2 separate regions of the Homo sapiens genome follow, and region 1 is linked to region 2. A link is an interaction called in ENCODE POLR2A ChIA-PET data of the cell type or tissue named here. Cell type or tissue: HepG2. All regions are shown on one strand. Each heading gives the region's core, and the rest is flanking DNA. Links, peaks and the distances in the headings are about the cores only.

Evidence for each region. ChIA-PET counts read pairs that join two places held together with the same protein. Peaks named below come from ENCODE experiments on the same cell type or tissue, not always from the same donor. Only the 100,000 strongest peaks of a DNase experiment are listed, where the experiment ranks them.
Region 1: POLR2A ChIA-PET joins it to region 2 with 7 read pairs; 6 of 35 experiments call an interaction of 5 or more read pairs at or near these places.

Annotation. Positions count from the first base shown.
Region 1 is chr2:98,697,543-98,708,493 of GRCh38, forward strand. The region is part of intron 2 of MGAT4A (alpha-1,3-mannosyl-glycoprotein 4-beta-N-acetylglucosaminyltransferase A); the gene reads right to left. It overlaps LOC124906050 (a long non-coding RNA gene), which reads left to right. Exons shown (of 3, transcript XR_007087149.1): 1 at 1-1,566; 2 at 4,337-4,588; 3 at 10,005-10,275. Among named protein-coding and RNA genes, the nearest start is that of MGAT4A, 28 kb to the right of the region's middle. In HepG2, for the core only: a CTCF peak has its summit at 5,873; DNase peaks (open chromatin) are centred at 4,759, 5,019 and 7,379; H3K4me3 peaks cover 1,330 bases.
Region 2 is chr2:98,800,841-98,811,791 of GRCh38, forward strand. All of the region lies in intron 7 of CRACDL (CRACD like), which reads right to left. Among named protein-coding and RNA genes, the nearest start is that of LINC02611, 34 kb to the left of the region's middle. In HepG2, for the core only: no CTCF peak of the experiment used is centred there; a DNase peak (open chromatin) is centred at 4,791.

The sequences.
Region 1 (10,951 bases), core at 1,802-9,801, 100 kb before region 2:
TTTTGATATTGTACATTATATACACATAAGTTATCCCAAGAAGTAACTGTCAGGGAAAGATGGGTGAAGTTTGCACTGTATCTCTCTGTCTTTGCAGCTTCCTTTAGTTCTACAATTATTTTTAAATAGGTTTTTGAAAAAGCAAAGCAGAAAAGAACCAACGAACAAATAATTATTATTAAGGGCAAAAAGAAAATAGGGCATGTTCATCCAGTGGGTCATTCAACTGAAAGGACTTCACCACAACGTTTGTCAGAGGAGCCCAGAACACTGCCTTACTAAGAGGATGTGTAACAGTACTCTTTTGTCTACTGTGTATTCATACAACAAGATTAACTGGATGGGTTCATAAGAAGACAAATGCTAAAGGTTGATGTACACACAAAAGTGATTAGAAAGAGAGCGAATGTTAAAAAATTTTTCATTGACTTGATCATTCTAATTGCTGTTTATAAACCTAATAAAATGTTTTACAACTGAAAAGATGGCCATTCTCTTTTCAAAATTGTTAGCTGTCAGTTTTCAAAAACTGATATTTGCATTTGATGATTCAAGTGCAGAAGAACCAGAAGTAGTGATAAGCTGGCTGGGTGTGGTGGCTCATGCCTATAAAAAAATTCCAGCACTTTGGGAGGCTAAGAGAGGCAGATCATTTGAGGCCAAGAGTTTCAAGACCAGCCTGGCCAACACGGTGAAAACCCGTCTCTACTAAAAATACAGAAATTAGCCAGGTGTGGTGATGTGCACCTGTAATCCCAGCTACTTGGGAGGCTGAGGCAGAAAAAAATCACTTGAACCCAGGTGGCAGAGGTTGCAGTGAGCTGAGATTGCATCACTGCACTGCAGCCTGGGCAACAGAGCAAGACTCCGTCTCAAAAAATAAAATTAATTAAAAATAAATAAATATGCTCTGAAATCTCCTCACATTTGCTTACATTAATGCTCATTAATCCTCTCTTCTTTACACAGATCCCAGTATCAACGCTCCTTTTATTCATCTCCTGACCAGGAACACGAAACTGTTACCCATGCCTTTTCATTTTCCCCTTCATTATCCTCTGTACCTTACATTTCTAAATGGAAACCCTTCAATGACTACCTACTTAACTCTCCAACATGATCTCCTCACGTTGCCCAGGATCTTTCTTGCTTCAGTATTACCAAGCTGCTTGGAGTGCTCCAAGCCCACTTACTATGAGTTTCATTGCTCTACGTTCATGCTGTCTGCCTACCAGATCCACCTTCTCTTTCTTTACTGGAAAAAATTCCATGCATCCTTCAAAATACTCTTTCATTGTCTTCCTGTGAAGTTTTCTCTGACCTCTATCCTCTCTTTAGCTCCTTTTTATCTTGTTAACTACACTATTTTATATCAACACAAACTGTACTATAATTACATACTTATCTCTTTTTCCCTCCTCAGCTATGAGTTCCTTAACAGCAGGTTTGTCAGGAGTTCCTAAGACTATCCCCAGGTTCAGTGATTCACTTGAAGGACTCACAGGACTCACCATTGAGTTGCAGCACAGGGAAAAGACACACGGAGAGAAGTTTGGAAGAAACCAGGTATGCAGTGACTCAGGACACACTTCCTTCCCACAGTAGCGAGTGCTGACAACACGTGCAATGTGTTGTGTTGTCTACCACGAAAGCTCATTGGAGACTCAATGTCAAAGGCTATTACTGCGGGCTGGTCACATAGGCACCCGCTGCCTAGTACATACCAAAATTTCAGACTCCAATAAGGAAACCAGGTGTTCAGCATAACCACACAACTTGTACAAATAGTTTAGGCACACTGAGCCACTCTTCTCATATAGGGAAAGGTTATTATCAGGGTTTATCAGCCAAGTTCCCAGAGGCCAGCCGAGGACCAGCCTTTCAAGCCAGGCTTTCTGATAATTAGCAGTCTCAGATTTGCCATGTTAACTCTTTTCTGCACAGCAGGAATCATATTTTAGTCTTTTTTTTTTCCCCCTAAATGCCATTGCCTTACAGAATGCCAAGCAATAAGTAACAAGAGGCAAATCCTCTTAAACTAAAAAAATGTATTTAAAAATTGATCAATAATATGCATAAAATTTGTTATACCATTACTTATAAGATTAAGCTAATTATGGTAATTGTAAAATGGAATATTATGGACCCACTACAATTCATGGTATGGGAAACATTTGTGATATTAAGCAAAAAATGTACATTATACAATATGCACAGTATGAGGCCAATCCCATTTTTTGAGGGAGACACATATGTAGTACTGTGAGACAAATTAGCAAACATAGGAAGCCATGTTTGCCATTTCCGCTTGAACCCCGAGTATGTGACAAAATGCTCCCTGGAAGAATGTTTTGAAGACAAAATAGGGTAGAGCACATGGCCCACCACATCTCTTGCCTGAGTCACGATGTTTCTTATAGGATACGTGACCCGTCCTTGCCTTTTTCTGCACGTGAGATAACATCTGACGGGGTTAGTGAGTATGCTTCTGCAAGCTATAACCAGATATCCTCTCATACCCAAACCTCATGATTCCGCTTTTATGGAACTTTCTGAGCAAGTGCGATATGATTTTACCTGGAATGGTCCTGCACTACCTGCATATAAGCAGTGGCTGGAACACTGTGCAGGGGCCATCTCACAAGACCTCTCCAAAGGACCACTCCCAGGCTGCCAGCCTCGGGCTATAGTCCTTAGCAAGACTTCTGAGTAAAATTAACTTTAATTCTTTAAAAGCTTGATTTTTTCCTTTAGTTGACTATATATATAATATATACTATATATAATATATTCATATATACTATAAATACCATATGAGTATTTACTATATATGATATCATATTAGTATATACTCTATATTATATTAGTATATATTGCATTATCTGTCTATCTATCTATCTATAAGGTAGGTCTCAGAACCCCTTTACACTGTCTTCAAAATTAGACAACCCCAAAGACCTTTTGTTTATGTGAATTATATCAATCAACATTTACCATATTGCAAATCAAAACCAATTAACTTTTTAAAGATGTATTTAAAATTCATTTAAAAGTCTATTACATGTTGGCTGGGCGCGGTGGCTCATGCGTGTAATCCCAGCACTTTGGAAGGCCAAGGGAGGTGGATTACCTGAGGTCAGCAGTTTGAGACCAGCCTGGCTAACATGGCAAAACCCCATCTCTACTAAAAGTACAAAAATTAGCCAGCCGTGGTGGCGGGCACCTGTAATCCCAGCTACTCAGGAGGCTGAGGCAGGAGAATCGCTTGAACCCGGGAGGCGGAGGTTGCAGTGAGCCGAGATCGCGCCACTACACTCCAGTCTGGGGAACAAGAGTAAGACTCTGTCTCAAAAAAAAAAAAAAAACAATCTATTACATGTTAGCATAAATAATGCATTTTATTAAAAATAATTGTTTTCTTAAAAAAATTAGTGAAAAGAGTGACATTTGCTCACATCTCTTTAATTCAGCTGAATAGAATACAGCTGAGTTCTCATCTGCTTCTGCTATTTCTTATGAGAGTGGAAAAGGCTATTATAAAAATGGTCTTCACTTCATGAACCTCCTGAAAGGGTCTAGAGATCCCCACAGGTCCTTGGATCACATGCTCAGAACCACTAATCCAGAAAAAATGAAAGAAAATATACCAAAAATGTTTAACACTGCTCTAAAGATTTAGTTCATTGGTATTTTATTTAAGATTTCATCCTATTAGGTAAGGCTGATCTATTAGTCTCTTTTTTATGCTATTCTTGTCCACTACTGGTTTCAGAGTCCAGTGCAACTTTATCCACTGTATCCATTGCACAATGGGTCTAGAACTGGACAATTACTCACATCCCCAAAACCTGATTAGTAATGTTTCTGAAGCAGCACAAAAAAATCAGTTAATGTTCTGTAATAACCCAATGTTCTCAGTGTAGTCCCCTCTCATATGTCGGCCATGAATAATATCCTTTCAGAGTTAAGAATACCTCAAACAGATTCCAGACAACCTCTGAGCACAGCACATGTACTGCTTAAGAAGCTTTCCAACCTGGAAAAATTAGATTAGGAGTCTGTTTCAGGAAATGGATGCTAGCCAACTAAGCTGAACATAAAATAAAATAATACCATGCCAAGTGCAAGGTCTAAATCGGCAAACTTTAACATATCAGCAAGAAAGGCTGCTGACCAATTTGGCAGAGGCTAGGTCTACATTCTAGACCCTAGTTAGGTCCTGTTTTAAAATTAGGTCCTTATTTATAACACCTGAAACATTCAAGACTCTTCTTTTTAGAAAGTCAATATGGCAAAAACTTTCTTATGCCCTGATGTTGTATGTGTATATTTACAGCTCAAAGAGTCCCAGGTGTGCTGGTGCCTAACCCTGGCTGCCAATCAGAATTACCTAGGGGCACGTTCGAGAACTTCCCAGGGGATGTCTAACTTCTAGCATAACAGAGTGAGAAGGCTCACAAATCCTCTTCCCACAAAGCAACTATAAAGCTGGTCAAGAGTCAAAAACAACCTAGTTGGTGCTCTGGAAAGCAAGCAAGACATTCAACAAACTGAGAAGTGTTTATTCATGAAACCCACTGGACTCCAGGTGAGAACAGCACAAGTCTGTGACTTTTCCTGCCAAGAGCTGCCCTCATCTGCCCTGCCCTCAGCTCTGTCAATTCAGAAGTTTAACAGGCGTGGGGCAGGCCTTGAAAACTAGCAAACTCACTGCCACTGCTGGCAGGGACTCATTGGATTTGCAGTGTTGTCAGTGAGAGCAGCAAGCCCAGAGGCAGGCAAGCAGCACGGAGGGCCAGAGGCCTGCTGCCATGAGGCTGCTGTTCTATCTGGGACAAGCAATGGACTGGCACACCAGCTGGAGACTTAATAGGGAGGCCTTGAAAATGAGATGGCTGTAGGGGGCTTATAAAGCTCTTCACACATCCCAGGTGGACTGGAGGCTCTGAGCATGCACAGCAGACAGCAGTGCAGGCCCACACCACCCATGCACACCTGGTCATTAGAGCCCATGCATGCACACACACAGAGGAGCTGTAAAAGGAGACCAGGGCAAAGTACAGCTGGGGCGCACTCGCAAACAGCTTGCAGTACCGTGTGCTCCACAGTCCAACAGGTCCTGAGCAGAGAAGGGAGCCCTACCGGCTCGAGGTGTTTGACTACAAGCACTGACCAATCTTTACTGAACACTATGCTATGCAGACACAGGGGCAACCTCTCTAGGAAACCAGGCTTAAAAATAAGAACTAATCAAAACGGAAGTACAGAGACATCCAGAGTCAGATACAGCCGGAGAGACAGACTTGAGATTTAGTCCAGTCCAGTTACTTAAACAAATAGCAAATAAAACAATCACCATCCACTTGAGTTAAAATGTAAAGAATCCAGAACTGCATCAATATATTACCTAAAATATATGGTGGTCAACAAAAATTCACAAGACAGCAAAGGAAAAAGAAACCAGGACTCATACTCGGGGGAAAAATAAAATTCTGGCAGTCAGTGGAAGTGGTCTCTGAGTATTCCCAGATGCTGGGTTTAGCAGATGAAGACTTCGAAACAGTTACTATAAATAAGTTAAAAGAACTAATGAAGCCAAGTTTAAAGAACTAAAGGACCATGTGAGGAAACTGACTCAATGAATAGAGAAAACGAAGAGACAGGAAATATAAAACAAAATGGAATTTAGTTGTTAGAGCAACTAAAATTAAAATTCACTAGAGAGGCTCAGCAGCAGATTTCAGATGGCAGAAGAACAGAAGAATCAGTGAACTTGATGTTAGATTAATAGAAATTATCGAGTCTGAAGAACAGAGAGAAAAAAGATTGAGGAAAACTGAACAAACTGAACAGACTGAACAGAGAGGCCCCAGAGTATAGGATACCCCCAAGCGTTCACAGAAGGAAATAGAGAAAAAGTAGTAGAAAAAAATATATGAAAAAGTAATGACTTTCTACAAACTAGGAACAGAGGGGAACTTCCTCAACTGGATAAAGAACACCTCCTTAAAGGCAGAGGAATCTCTGAAAAATGTCAATCAGACTGTGGTACACCCTCGGCATAAAGCTTCCCACTGAGGAATAAAATCCAAAGATGTCCCTGTGGCCTCCATATCCAGTGTGACCTGGCCCCTGCTTGCTTTTCCAACTTTATCTCCCACCACACCCCCAACACTCCCTACCCCTAACAGTGCTTTAGCCACACTAGCTTCCTTTTACACTCTCCTAATGTGCCACACTCATCTGGCCTCAGGACTTTTGTACTTGCTGTGATACTGCCAGGACCCCTCTTCACTCCAACTCTCTGGCTTCTTATTATTTAGGTCTCAGTTCAACTGTCACCTCCTCAGAGAGGCATTCTGTGACCACTCGCATCTAAACAGCCGTCATTCCCACCTCAGTCACTTGTCATCGCCTTAGCTTGTTTGGTTGTCAGTATTCATCCCTCTCTGAAATAACTCAGTCTGCCTAGTTGCTCAACTACGACTGTGTAACATCCTCCAACTTAACATCTCTGTAAGTAGGGTCTGTATGGCAAGGACATTACCTATCTTGTTTACCATGAAATCGCCAGTGCCTAGTGGATCACCACCTAGTACACGCTCAATAAACACTAGGTGAATGAATAAATAACTGAGCTGAAGAGAGAAAAAGCAGCAATACGAAGAAAGCTACTTCAGATCAAAAGCACTATGCCGGCCTATGTAAAAAGTGTAAAAGCTCTATGTAAGCAGTCGCTTACATCTGTAATCCCAGCACTTTGGGAGGCCAAGGCAGGTGGATTGCTTGAACTCAGGAGTTTGAGACCAGTCTGAGCAACATGGCAAAACCCTATATCTACAAACACTACAAAAATTAGCCATTTAGCCTGGGCAACATAGCATGGCCCCATCTCTACCCTCCAAAAAATACAAAACTTAGCAGGGTGCGGTGGCATGCTCTGTGGTCCCAGCTACTTGGGAAGCTGAAGTGGGAGGACTGCTTGAGCTCAGGAGCCCGAGGCTGCAGTGAGCAGTGATCATACCACGGTCCTCCAGCTTGGGACAGAGTGAGACCCCGTCTTAAAAAAGAAAAAATTAGCCAGGCATGGTGGCACATACCTGTATAGTCCCAGCTACTTGGGAGGCTAAGGTGGGAGGATGGCTTGAGCCCAGGAGGCAGAGGTTGCAGTGAACCATGATCACACCACTGCACTATAGCCTGGGCAACAGAGCCAGATCCTGCCTCAATTAAAAAAAAAAAAGTACTATGCCAATAAACCACTAATATCCTGTAACTAGGATTAGCAAATTTCCCTCAAGATCAAATTTGTTATTGCAGTAGTTTATGTGCTGAGACCAATAAGGTCAATGTTCAATTACTCCTCCACAGCTGAGCAAACATGCTTCTGGAGAGTACACCAGAGGCGCAACTGACATTGGGAACAAACATCCCTTAAGGCAGGTGACAGGAGGACATCTGGAGTGCTGCATTTCTACCTTATCATTAACCCTAGCTTTCCGATAAGGAAACCCAAGTTACTTACCTTGATTCCAAGAAGCTCCCCTGAGAAGAGGGTTTATTGAGCTTCTAGATCTTAATCAGCACACTGAAAGATTACCTTTCATTACTGCCCCAGCAAATGCCTGCCACCACCTCCGGAAATGCTTGCCCTCTCCCCATTTTAAGCACGGATTGCAATGCTGTGCAGGTTTCACAGGTGTGATTAATTCATTGGATCGTGGACTCTGTCAGGTACAGAGGTCATAATGATCTTAAATGATGGTTCTAGATCGCAGGGAGCTTCATTCACCAGCATGCCTAAACGAGTTCAGCAGCAGCATTCAGGTTCCTTGTTCCACCTGATCATGGCCAGTCATTCTCTACCACCGCCTCTCACTTCATGAACAGGGTGACTGCATGCTATCTTTGCCTAGGACGGTTCCAATTTACAACTGTTACCCCAGCATGACTGTCAACAGTACTCCCTTTACTCTCAAGTGCCCTGCTCTGGACAGTAAATCATATGATCACCCTAGCTACAGAGGAAATTAATATTGTCCATTTTAAAAGTATCTATAGTGGAACAATTGATTAGGTGATTGTGGAGTAGTCCGAACTTAATGAAAATCAACTAACAGGCCGGGCGCGGTGGCTCACGCCTGTAATCCCAGCACTTTGGGAGGCCGAGGCAGGTGGATCATGAGGTCAGGAGATCGAGACCATCCTGGCTAACAAGGTGAAACCCCGTCTCTACTAAAAATACAAAAAATTAGCCGGGCGCGGTGGCGGGCGCCTGTAGTCCCAGCTACTCGGGGGCTGAGGCAGGAGAATGGCGTGAACCCGGGAAGCGGAGCTTGCAGTGAGCCGAGATTGCGCCACTGCAGTCCGCAGTCCGACCTGGGCGACAGAGCGAGACTCCGTCTCAAAAAAAAAAAAAAAAAAAAAAAGAAAATCAACTAACAATAAAATTCCCATTATTGAACACAGCTCAGTGTGCCCAAACACTGAAAATGAGAAAACCAATGCAGACGCTGAACCGATTGATAAAAATAGTAACACAGAGGTTTTGATATTGTGCCCTAAATGCTATCCACCATGTATGTAGGGACAAAAAAGCTATTTCTACTCTTTTATGTCATGACCTAAACCCTAAAAGTTAAGCTTTTGAGTGAAGAAGAATGAAAATTCTAGACAATAGCCAGTTTGGATGAATTTGGACCAGAATCTTGCTAGGAACTAGAGAACGGAATGGTGTAAAAAGTGGCTTCAGAGTGACATCAGCAAAAATGGTAGAGGAGGGGCCACCGAGGTGTGTCCCTCCGCAGAAGTATCAAAATGATGTGAGTTTTATTTTTATTTTTATTTTTATGATCTCAGCTCACTGCAACCTCCGCCTCCAGATTCAAGTGATTCTGCTACCTCAGCATCCCAAGTAGCAGGGACTATAGGCGCCCACCACCATGCCCAGCTAATTTTTGTATTTTTAGTAGAGACGGGGTTTCACCATGTTGGCCAGGATGGTCTCGATCTCCTGACCTCATGATCCACCCGCGTCGGCCTCCCAAAGTGCTGGGATTATAGGCATTGAGCCACTGTGCCCGGCCTGATGTGAATTTAAAAAAAAAAAAAAGCTGTAGAATATACATGGCATACTGCTATCTGTGTAAATTTTTTAGATACATAAAATTATATATGTACATATATACATACATAAAAAGTGAATATTCACATCCATAAATCAACATATAAAAATGCATTACAGGAGTACACAACATGATGTGGTCTGCCTCAGTCTAGGCAGGGCAGCAGAGATGGAAACTGGCTGGGAGACTTTAGGGAGATCTGCCATGCTTTCTTCATTAAAAATGAAAAAAAAAAAAAAAGACTAGAAGTAAATATGAAAAATCTGGGCTGGGCACGGTGGCTTATGCCTGTTATCCCAGCACTTTGGGAGGCCAAGGCAGGCAGAACACTTGAGCTCAGAAGTTTGAGACCATCCTGGCCAACATGGTAAAACTCCATCTCTACTAAAAATACAAAATTAGCTGGGTGTGGTGGCGGGTGCCTGTAGTCCCAGCTGCTTGGAAGGCTGAGGCACGTGAATCACTTGAACCTGGGAGGCAGAGGTACAGTGAGCTGAGATCACGTCATTGCACTCCAGCCTGGGTGACAGAGAGAGACCCTGTCTCCATTTTTTTAAAAAATGAAAAATCTGAGTAATAGGAATATAGGTGTTTCTGTATCATTTAGTATACTTTTCTGTATAATTTTTTAAAATTTAAATGGGGTAGGGTGGCATGCAGGCATGGCCTCTGCCTCCTTAAGAAGCTCATTGTTTAAACTCTAGCCTAGTTTATTTTTGCTGGCTGCTAGCAATCACTGCTTCTTTTTATAAGTGCTCATGCTCACAAAACACCCAATGAATATCTGTCCCCAAATGTCAAGCTCTGCCATCTGCAATAGCCACTTTCTCGTCCTTTAATAACAATCATAATGGTATCTGCCTTTATTTTACCTCCTAGCACTTCTCCCGATGTTACAGCTCCTCTACAATCAACAGCGGAATGAGAGGGGAGAAAAAAATCATACCAGTCTCATGAGAGCTAAAATGACCCTCCCAAGATGAAAGAGCAAGCTACAAGAGAACCAAGGTCTCCAGACTCTAGCGTCTCCCCAGTGATAGCACAGCCATTATTCCTCAGGAAAAGAAAACCATGAACAGCATCTGGAGAGGTCAATCACTTCCACAACCACCCTGCCTGTCCCTTCTGAGAAGGGACCAAATCCTACCATTCCAGAGCAAGGCTGCTCATGTGTAATCTCCGGAGTCCTTTCTGGATCTTCTCTATGACTTAATCCAAACAGTGAGACATCTGTTTGAATTCCACCATTCCACAACATACCTAACCCTCAACAGGACTCGCTTTTAGAAAATGGTTTCAAAGTAACTTAAGTTCCACACTGTGAATCTACATTTTCTGGCTATTTATAAATTTGTTGCCAGTTGCCTCAAGTTTACTTTAATCAACTGTAATAGACCAAAATATATAAGTTAAGCCTACGACATCCTCCCCTATGATGCAGTCAATGTTAGGGGTATTTTAGTGAGCTCAGTTTTTTTTTTTTAAGAGATGGGTCTCACTATGTTGCCCAGGCTGGTCTCGAACTCCTGGTCTTATGGGATCCTCCCACCTTGGCCTCCCAAAGTGCTGGGATTACAGGCGTGAGCCACCGCACCCCGCCAGTGAGCACAGCTGACAACAAGCTGCTTTTCAGGTCCGTGATAAAAGGAAAATATTATAAGATTAATGAGATTTACTAATTAGATATACTCGCTGATAATGTGTTTTATTTTAATGAAAAGCCATGAGATTTATAAGTACCCTCCTCTGCATCAAAACAATAAACCTGAAATCCTAAAGTCTAACATTATGTGTAATTATTTCTAGAAAAAAAAAGTTATACCTGC
Region 2 (10,951 bases), core at 871-8,870:
TTACATCAGGAGCATGCTGGCAGAATTCCATCCCAAACACAGAAGGGTCACCTGCTGCTGCCTGTCTGTGGGGTAGGAATGTTTCCAGCTGTACTGTGTGTGTGTTTTAAGCGTGTGTCTGTGTTCACATGCAGACCCACGGGAGTGGGTGGGTGCCCTGGCTGGGCCAGGCCATGCTGCTGTGGGATAAGGTAACCTGCAATAGCAGCATCGCCAAGCACTGGGCCAGCTTATGACCACACCACCATTTCTCTCCTTTTTGGTTCCTGCCTCTTTCCCTGCAACTGCTGGTCTTTCCTTTTATTCTGTATTCTCTTCTTTCTCACCTTTTTCCTTGTCAGGAATGCAAGAGGGCCCTTGTAATCTCTAGGCCCTGTTACAGGGACTGTCCAGGGCCACCCTCATTGGCAGAGGAGTGCAGGAATGGCAAATGGGGGTCTAGACACCAGGAAAAAGAGAGAGAACCCACTCCAGCTCCATAATGTAGTTCACAGATGCCTGAGATTCCACCTGGAGCCTCTCAGCAGATAAGCTGAGAAAGGGGTGATGGGCTGAGCATCACCTTCCACAGTGCTGAGCCTCAAAGAAGCTGTGCCTTTGTCCCCAGTGAGCACAGGCAGAGCAGCTGTGTGATGAGCCACTCTGCTCTGTGGCAGGGGCCTAGGAGGCCTCTCTGAACTGTATGCTTGTAGCAGGTGTAGACACTTGCTAGTGTGGTGTGAAGATTCCATGACATAATCCACGACCTATGCCTCCCAGTGTGGTTGTGAAGTGAAATATCCACTGTCTATATCTCTCAGTGTGGTTTTGAAGATAAGTGAAATATCCACTGTCCCTCTTGGTGTGATTGTGAAGATTGGGTGAAATATCCACTGTCTATACCTCTCAGCGTGGTTGGTGAAGATCAGGTGAAATATCCACTGTCTACACTTCCCAGCGTGGTTGTGAAGATTCTGTGAGAGAATCCAGGGAAAGCCCTTAGTGGTGTTAGTTGCTGCCACAATTGCTGCTGTTGTTATGTGCTTGTTGCTAGTGTTGTTATTGTTCCTGCTGGAGGAGGGGTGGAGAATTTTGGTCAAACCTTACCCTGGAGCTTGATGGAGACCAGAGAGCCATTCTGCCATGACAACGAGCCCTCGTGGCTGTTGTGATAAGAAAACCACAGCAAGCAATGGGTTGCACCCCAGCCTCTTGCAGGGTCAGGCAGCCAGGCTGACTCTTGGCTCCCTGAGAACATCGTCCACGGGTTCCAGCAGACCATCTCAATGCTGTGTGTGCCAGTCTGCCTGCAAGCCCTGTAAGGGCAGGCGCCTCATCCTGGTCACGTCTGCCACAGTGTGTGAGAGCCAGCGGGTCTGATCGGGGCTGCCCTGCTGGCGCTGCATCATGGAGGAGCCTGGCCCAAGCCACACCAGTGTGCACCGCAGTCCCGCTATCCACGGCGGCGCTCTCTCCTCCATGCACACGCTGTGTGTTACAGCGAGCCTGGCCATCCCGGATGCAGGACACACTGCCCGAGATGAGAGCCGTTTTCATCTGCATTCCCAGGAATCACTCTTAAAATACCTCCACACAGAACTCTCCTGTAGGAGAGGATGACAAAGTTTTCAGACCCACATTTGGCATTATTACTGAGCTATTTGTATTCGGGAAGATCTAAAATGAACCCTTTCAAAAATCCTCAATGTTAAACCATTTCTAGAGGTGTTCAACTACGCCTACGTGGGACAGATTCGTCTCATCACTTCATTTTGACTTTCTGATAGGTGATGGTTAGTTCTTTTAGTGCCTATTAAAATTCAGCCTTAAGGTATTGTTTTTTTCTTTCAGAAGGACTTCTGCTATGACGAGTTGAGGGGCCCAGGGTGGGACCCCAATGGTGGGCCACACCCCGTATGACACTAGGGATGCAGCTGTTAAGTCTGGAAGCTGAGGGCTGTCAAGCACAGTCTCCTGAGAGGCAACGAGTTGTCGTACAATGTAAATTCCCAGGTTGCTTGCCTTTTGGCTGAGGATATAAAGCACAGGCTCTGCCTTAAGGTAAGGCAACAAGATTTCCAGGCCTCTGAAAAATTTGGTACATGGTGTCCTTTCTGAAGTAGCAACTTTTTCAGCCTCCTGAGTAGCTGGAATTATGGGTGTGAGCCACATGCCTGGCTTTTTTTTTTTTTTTTTTTGAGATGGAGTCTCGCTCTGTTGCCCAGGCTGGAGTGCAGTGGCGCAATCTAGGCTCACTGCAAGCTCCGCCTCCTGGGTTCAAGGGATTCCCTTGCCTCAGCCTCCCGAGTAGCTGGGACTACAGGCATGCACCACCACGCTCAGCTAATTTTTTGTATTTTTTAGTAGAGACGGGGTTTCACCATGTTAGCCAGGATGGTCTCGATCTCTTGACCTCGTGATCCACCCGCCTCAGCCTCCCAAAGTGCTGGGATTACAGGCATGAGCCACTGTGCCCGGCCATGACTAGCTAATTTTTTTCTAAATTAATTTTTGTAGAGATGGGGTCTCGCTATGTCACCCAGGCTGGTCTCCAATGATCTTCTCACCTCTGCCTCCCAAAGTGCTGGGATTATGGGTGGGAGCCACTGCACCCGGCCTGATGCAGCAATTTTTAAGAAACTTTTTCTTTTCATAACATTTCTTTCTTGTTCATAGAAGTACACAAGCATATTGTACAGATTTAGAAAGTAGATAAAAGTATAAAGGAGAAAAAAGCTTCCCATAAATCAACAACCCAAGGGAGCTGTGTGAACACTTCATACTTTGGCATATGCTACTTCCAATTTTCTCCATTATGCTGTCATCCTAAAAATGCACATCAACAGCTCATTCCCAGGTCTTCACAACATTCTCTGTGGAAAAGAGGCCTGAGTTTGCTAAGACTTCGGATCTAAAGTGGATCCATCATCGCCATTTCTCACAGCCAGCTGTGCTAGAACAGTCACTGTGCCTCGTTGCTTCAACAAATAGAACAGCGGTCCTCTGCTCTGCCTGCCATCCAGGTCCACTGCCACAGCCCTGGTTGACCTGGTGGAAATGGGACCTGTCTACAGACACTAAGAGGACTTCTGGGGCAGAGGTGGGCCCCAGGCCCTGGGGACACATGGGGCCACACCACTGCGGCAGGGTTTGTCAGGCTTCCTAGATAAACAGCTTGAGGGGTTTTGCTTTTTAAAAGCCATTTATTGATCTGTTGTCAGTCTTGACTCACAGGCTGCTCCTGATCAATACATGCTGGCAACGTCTACAGTCGCTCGTCATCAGATCTGTCCCAGAGCCAGGCTGTGTGATCTCACTGTGGAACTCAGGGTGGTAATGCTCAACCAAGTCTTCTTCTCAAAACCATGCTGAGCATTTTGAGACTGAGCAAGAGCTTTTCAGGGCAGGCCCCCACTGCTAATGACAGGAGACGGTGCTGTGTCCCAGTTCCACCTTAAATTAAGCTTACCGCCATTCCTTCCTCTCCTCATTCAACAAATAGAGTCAATCATCGCTGTGAGCTGACTCCATATTTGAGAATTCGCCTACTCGCTAAAATACATTTGTAATCCCAAAATCAATATGCATGGTGTTGGCATGGTCATTTGCAAACACGTGCAGGGCAGCAAAACATTTGAGTTTCCCAATGTGCAAGTTCCCAGCTGAGGTCAAGCAGTGATGCGCCGCCTTATTGTTTTAGCTCTTACACCGTATACAGTATCTTTTTTGTAGTCTACTCAGTGCCACATTTTGGGGCACTAGGTTTTCTTGGTGATTCTGCTGGTTAGGCTGCCAAGTGGAGTGCTGATGTGCTGTCTAATGTTCCTAAGCCCAAGGAGGCTGTGATGTGCCCGATGGAGATAATGTGTGTTTCAGATAAGCTTCATTCAGGCCTGAGTTACAGTGCCGTTGGCTGTGTGTTCGGTGTCAATGCGTCAACAATATATACTAAATAAAGCATCTTTAAACAGAATTACACCTAAAACAAGGTTATGTGTTGATCTATTGATGCTGTGGCAGGAGACACACAGGAAGCTAACCTTGCATTTCCTCCAGGAGCAGTGGCTCAGTACTTGCTAAGTTAGCTTGCAGTGACTTCTCAGAGCATAACTTCCTTAGACAATGAGAACGGACTGGACCTGGTGGGTGCCCACTAGGTGCCAGGCCCTGGGGAAGGTGCTGAGTCTAGACAGGAATGATTTTTTTGAATCTTTCTCTCCAGTGCATGGAGACAGGCTCTCCTGCAAAAGCCATCAGGACCAGAGGATCTTCTGACAGCCACCATGGTCCACAATCAGGAATGAGTTCCAGAGCCTGCTGAAAGGGGACACGGCAGGGCCTCTGGGGTGCTGGTCTCATTCTGTTTCTTGGTCTGGTGTATTCAGTCTGGAAATGCACTGAGCTACACACATAGGATCTGTGCATTTCTCTGTATGCATATTATTCTTCAATTAGAAGTAAAAGCACACAAATAACAAAACCCCCCCTAAGACAGGAGTCACTAGGTGCTTGAGAGTGACCAGGAAGAAGAGCCTAGCTCCCTGTGCACATAGAGAAATGAGGCAAGTTTGCACCCAGAGCTGTTTCCACACTGCAATTAAGCAAGGTGCCCCGGATGCCCTCACCAGCAGACCCTTTCCACCGCTTCACTACCCCACAGCTTCAAGTGCACCCTCCGTAGGGCCTCACCCCCTTTGCCTTTTCTAACCACTGCCTCCCCTCATCCACACAATCTCCCTCCTCCTCCACCCTCCAGAGCCTCCCCTCCTCTTGCTCCACTTCCTCTCCTAAGTGGAATTGCACAACTCAGCGAGTGCAGAGGATCTGACTCCACACAGACTCACTTTGCAGCCTAGGGGCAAACAGAAGGACACTGTTTCTGGAAGCTTCTTTCCCAGCCACCAGCATGGGGCTGCCAGGGCCAAACTGCCCTCATCCCTTACCTGACTCCCAGGTCAGGAGGCACTGCCAAGGGCTCCTCAGCCGGCTCTCCTGCTTTCCCAGGCCAGGCTTTCTGTGGTTTGAATTTCCCAACTGATGCTCAGAAACCCGCCTCCCGCTGGGCCACATATCTCTTTTCACACAAGCTTCAACTCCACATGGCAGAAAGACAAAAGCCACTGCTGCTTTAACAGCCCTGGTAGCACGCTTCTATCATTAAAAGGCGAGGGAGTGAGGGCCCAGAGGGGCCGTCTTCCCCGGTGAAAAGGCTGAGGGAGACAGAGAGTCTCCCAGTGGCAGCATTTATTTACGAGGGCCTCATATGGTAGTATATCCATCATGGGGTGGGGTGAGTGTCAGTCCTTGTCCCAGGGCAGGAGTTTGCTCAGGTCCCCATAGTAGAAACTGATGTGAGTTTTTCCCAAATGGGGCCCTGGGGTCTGCTTTGGTTGTTGTCAGGGCCCCAACTATACCTGCTTTGGGGATCTATTGCTCACAGGTAACATCTGTGAGAAGGCATTCATAAAGAAAAAACAATCGTTGAGTCACATCTGTGTTTGGGTGTGTGGAGTGAGGCCAGGAATCTGGCCAGCCATGTGTATTGGGGGCACCCCAAGGGGCAGATGCCTTACCAGGCTCTTTTCCTGACTTCTGGGACAGCTGCCCAGCACTTGGCATGTCAAGGTTGGCAGACATCCCAGGGTGGCCTGGTCCAACCTCCACATCTCATAGTGGAGATCCCGGGGAGCCAGGGCCGGGCTCAACGGCACAGAGTTGTCAGTGGAGGAGCTGGACTGAAAGCACACTTGCTAAACTGCCGCTGCCTGTGCAATTAAAGCTAGCCTCTCGGCAGGAGGCAATGACCACTCTACCTCCACAGAGACAGCTGGTCTCCGCTCCCAACCAGCTGATATAACTGTGACCTCACAAGGATATGGGGAGGGAAAGGCACTGTTATTTAAAAATAACTTTGAGCTAGAGCACGATTGAGAAAAAGGTGAAAAATTATTCTACTTACACTTTGAAATGTACACAAACACCTCACCTTAGATTCCTTGTCTCCCCATCTCAGATCTCCAGGAACTGCTGGAATTCTACAAGAACTGTCTAGGGTGGCCAACAGAAGAGTAAGTAATCCATTCCAGGGGCAGCTATTGTCCTTGGAGCTCAGATTTCCCTTTCTCTATTACATCTGGGCCCTCCTTCACTCAGCACTAGTCAGGTAGGGAAGTTTCTCCCGACCAAAGAAATGTTCACAGCTAAGGTTTATTCCATCTTTGTCTTCAGAGCAGTATCATATTCATAATGACCCTCACAGCCCTCCTTGCAACGTAAGGATATTTTCAATCCCCATTTTGGATATGGGACCACAGAGTCTTATGGAACAAAGTGACTTGTCCAGGGTCCTTGGCCAATATGTAACAAAGCTGGGATTTGAACACAGACCTCTTGATCTCTAATTTTCATTCACTACATCACATACCATCTCTTACTAAGAGGTATGACCTCATGACTGTCCTATAAAACCACTTCCTCCCCATTTTAACTTATTCATTGAGTGGCAAACAACAGTTACTCAGCCTTGGCACTGCTGACATTTTGGGCTGGATAGGTCTTTGTTGTGGGGAGCTGTCCTGTGCACTGTAGGATGCTCAGCGTCTCTACCTGCTAGATGCTGGTATACCTCCCTTCCCCACCCTACCACAGCGGTGTCAATCAAATATGTCTCCAGGCACTGCCAATGTCTGCTGGGGCCCATGCCTGCCCCAGCTGAGAACTGCAGTGCAGCATGACACTGTGGAGCGTGGGCTGCAGTGAGTCTATGTGGCCTCCACCTCTCCTCCACAGTTTACTAGCTACATGCCTTTGTGCAAGTTCTTTAACCTAAGTTTCTTTTCTTATTTACTAAATAGAATTGTTGTTGAAAATTAACGCATAAAGCATTTAACGTTAATACTTGGCACTTAGTAAGTGCTCACTATATGTTAGCTATTGTTGTTATTATTTACCCATTTACTGAGAGGGTAAATCTGCTGCAGACCCTGACTTCAAGAAGCTGATAGAGGGGGGCAGGCATACAGGCAGAAAGGTGAAGTATTATGGTGCCTTGACACCCAAGCCATTTTTGGGAAGAGCACAACCCTTACAGAGTCTCAGCAAGATGCTATTTGCTAGTGACAGCCCTGAAACAGTGCTGCCCAGTAAAACTTTGTATAATGATGGAAATGCCCTCTGTGCTGTCAACCAGTCATACGTGGCTCCTGAGCTCTTGAAATGTGGCTGCTGTGACTGAGGAACTGCATTTTAATTTCGCTTACATTTACATTTAAACAGCCACGTGCAGCTACTGGCTCTGTGTTAGAGAGCGCAGACCTGGAGCCTCACCACTCCAAGTGTCGTCCACGGACCAGCACTGCTGCCATTATTCCAGACGTACTGGGTGGGAAGCATCACCTTAAGCAGATTCATAAGCACTCCTAAGTTTGAGAAGCGCCGCTGTCCTAGAGCCCAGTATCTCAACATTGGCCACACATTAGAACCACCTGGGCAGCCTTTAACACTCTCACAGTCTGGGATTCATCCTGGGCAGGTCCACCAAATCTGTGGGGGTGGACTCCCAGGTGACCGCAAGTTGCAGCCAGCTTTGCCAACCACTGATCTTGATGCTGCTCTGAGCTTCTGCCCAAAGAAACCCTGAAGAGAGAGCTCACAGTATGTTGTCCCCTTTCTGGGGACAACAGTGCCCAGCTGACCAGATGACCCAGTTCTTGAGAACTGGGCTGACATCTGCCCCCTGCCCCCAGGCTCTGGTAGATGCTTCTTTTAACCAGCCAGTGCCCCTGGTCCCCAGGACATCTACCCCCAGGGCTGCCCATGCTATGGGTCCACACTGTTGCCACCTCAGACCTCACCTCCTGCCATACCCTTGGCCCTGCTCAGAGGGGCCTGGGACACTTCCTACTTGTCATAAAGATACTGTCTTCTCTTCTTCAAACCTATTTCTCTCCTGAGCCCTGGGGTGAGTGCACAGAGGGTCTCAGCGCCCCCCACATAAGGTTAATGGCTGCCGTGGAGAAAGTACTGAAGCCAGCCCTCTGAAATGGCACCAGTGCAGCTGCAGGGGATGGGCGGCACTGCTTATCTGCTCCTGGGAGGTGGGCTGCACCTGTGCAGGAACCAGAGCACTGCACCTGCAGGTTCTAGAGACATAAAAGCACTGCCCGATCCTGGTCTCCCATGGTCCCCCATCCCAGGTAGAAACTGTAAGACTTCCAGCACCTTCTCAGTCCTTCTCAGGTCCCAGCAGTCACCATGGTCACTTTTGTTATAATCAGTTTTAATTCAGTAATTAAAATGTGTAGCCTCTGGGCGAAGTGAGGCTATGACTCCTGAATGCAGGGTGTCTGAGTTGGGGCGGAGACTCCTTTCCCGAGGGCTGAGAGCTGGGGAAGAAGGAGAGTAGGGAGATCAGCAGGACTCTTTGGAGCCTTACAAGGTTTTGTCCTGCCTGGGCCTGGCAGACACTTGAAACTGACACTGGGGGATTCCCAGCCACCACTGGGACTCTGGTTGTGACCGCTTCTCATTGTCCCCTTGTCCTCTTGGCTGGCTCCCCATGTGGGGCTCTGGGAGCACAAGTGGGTCATGTGGTGGTCCTGTCTGCCCCATGCCCACAGGTGGTCTGAGTCCAGCAGCAGTCCTTCATGTCTCCCAACTGCAGGGCACATCTGTTCAGCTTCTAAGAAGTCCCATGGAAGCCACCCTTGCAGACTCTGCATGAGGGAAGTTTCCTCTGCGCTGGTGGCTCACAGGACTGCAGTGTGCTCTCCACAGAAAGTGTTTTGCAAATCCGCTTTATTCCTCCCCACCGTCCGTATATTCTGAGGGTGGGGGTGGTGAGTGGTTGTTGACTCCACAGATCCTGCAAACATGCTCTCTGGTATCTTACATCTCTGCATTGGTGCCTTAACCAAAACTGGGACAAGGAGAATCCCATTCTCATACAGCATTCTGTGCAGCTGAGATGAGAATATTTTAGTACATGTTTAGGAAAGTATGACTGTACTCTATGAAACTGTATCACATTTTGCAGTTAAAATGTCTTTGCTGCCCTATTTGCTGTTATTACAAATAACCTCATTATATAAAGGAGGAAATTAAGACTCAGAGTTTACAAGACTCAACTTGCTCAGAATCCCACAGCCCCTAAGAGGTGCTCCTCAGAGTAAACCCCACAGATCCACACTCTTCAGTCTTACCACCCAGCCCCTGCCTTGCTCCCTCCCTCATCCCAGCACCTGGTCATGCAGACACAGCCTGGTCCAAGGATCACCCACTGCAGGCTAGGAACCCCAGGGCATGGGTATGGGTGCTCAACAGAGGAAGAAAAACCCTGGAAGTTCTCAAGGGCTCAGGATCTAGTTCAGGGGTCGAGTGAAGTACGCTCAATATGGGCAGGGGTGTGTACAGAGTGCCAGGGAGCTGGTATCAGGGGCGGGGCTGCAGGAGATGTTGGAGGGAGTGAAATGGCAGACAAACTTAGAGAGGCAGAAATGTTTGTTTTGGCCAGAATCTAAAAAGCCTTAAATGCCTTCTCTAGGAGTCTGAATTTTATTCTAAATATAATGGGAAGGCAATGCGAATTTTTAAAGAGGAAAGCTCCATGGTTCCACCCACGACCTGGGAAGAAAGGGTAAGAAGAGAGTTGGAGGGAGGAGGTACTGTAGGTGTCAGGTTAAAGATGAGGCTGGCATGGGGACGTGGGAGGATAAAGACGCTGCACATTAGGATGACCAGAACTTGCTGACCAAGGTGAACATCACAACTGGCATTTTTCATCCATCAGACTGGAGGAAAAAAAACACTGACGACACTTAGTGTTGATGAGGGGGTGGAGAAATAGTCTCTATTCTGCTGGAAGAAGTGTAAACCAGCACAACCTTTATGGAGGGTAATTTAAAGTTGTCTATTAAAAGTGCACATGATCTGAGAACCTGAAAATCCACTTTTAGGAATCTATCATAGAGAAACAACCGTGTAAATACATAGGGATTAAAATGGACAAGAATGATTACTGCAGCACTGTCAGCAAGAGGGAGAAAAGCTCAAACAAGCGGAATGCCCCTCAGGAGGGGAACAGTTAAATAAAACACAGAACACATACAGTGTAACCCTTAAAAAGAAAGACGCGAGGCAGTTCACTCTGATATAAAAAAAAAAAAAAGATGCCCATGCTTTACTGTGGAGTGAAAGTGCAAGCCAAGATGTACAGCATTTTTGTGATTAAAATAAAAGGATCCACGTGCCTAGATATGCATGCCCATCTTGTTGTGGTTATGACTGCAGTGTTCAAGGGAAACACGATGAATCTGGTGGTGCGGTTCCCCCTGGGGAGTGGGATTAAAGAGGTTCAGAAAGGGGTGGGCAGGAGGCCACTATCCCTTTTTTTTTGTATTTGAAAATTATTCTGGCCGGGCATGGTGGCTCATGCCTGCAATCCCAGCACTTTGGGAGGCTGAGGTGGGCGGATCACGAGGTCAGGAGATAGAGACCATCCTGGCCAACATGGTGAAACCCTGTCTCTCCTAAAAATACAAAAAAATTAGCTAGGCATGGTGGTGTGCCTGTAGTCCCAGCTACTCGGGAGGCTGAGGCAGGAGAATTGCTTGAATCTGGGAGGCGGAGGCTGCAGCGAGCCAAGATCATGCCACTGCACTCCAGCACTCCAGCCTGGTGACAGAGCGAGACTCTGTCTCAAAAAAAAAAAAAAAAAAAAAAAGAAAATTATTCTTACATTTATAGATAGTAAAATTCACCCTTTGGTTGTACAGTTCTGAATTTTAACACGTTTAGCTTCTTATAACAACCGTCACAAACAGGATACAGAATATCAACACCCTGAAGAATTCCTTCTTCCTTCCCCTATGTAACCAGACTCTCCTCCTACTCCCAACCCCTGGCAACTACTGATCTATTTGTTCTCTGTCCATATATTTTTGCCTCTTCCAAATGTCATAGAAATGGAATAATT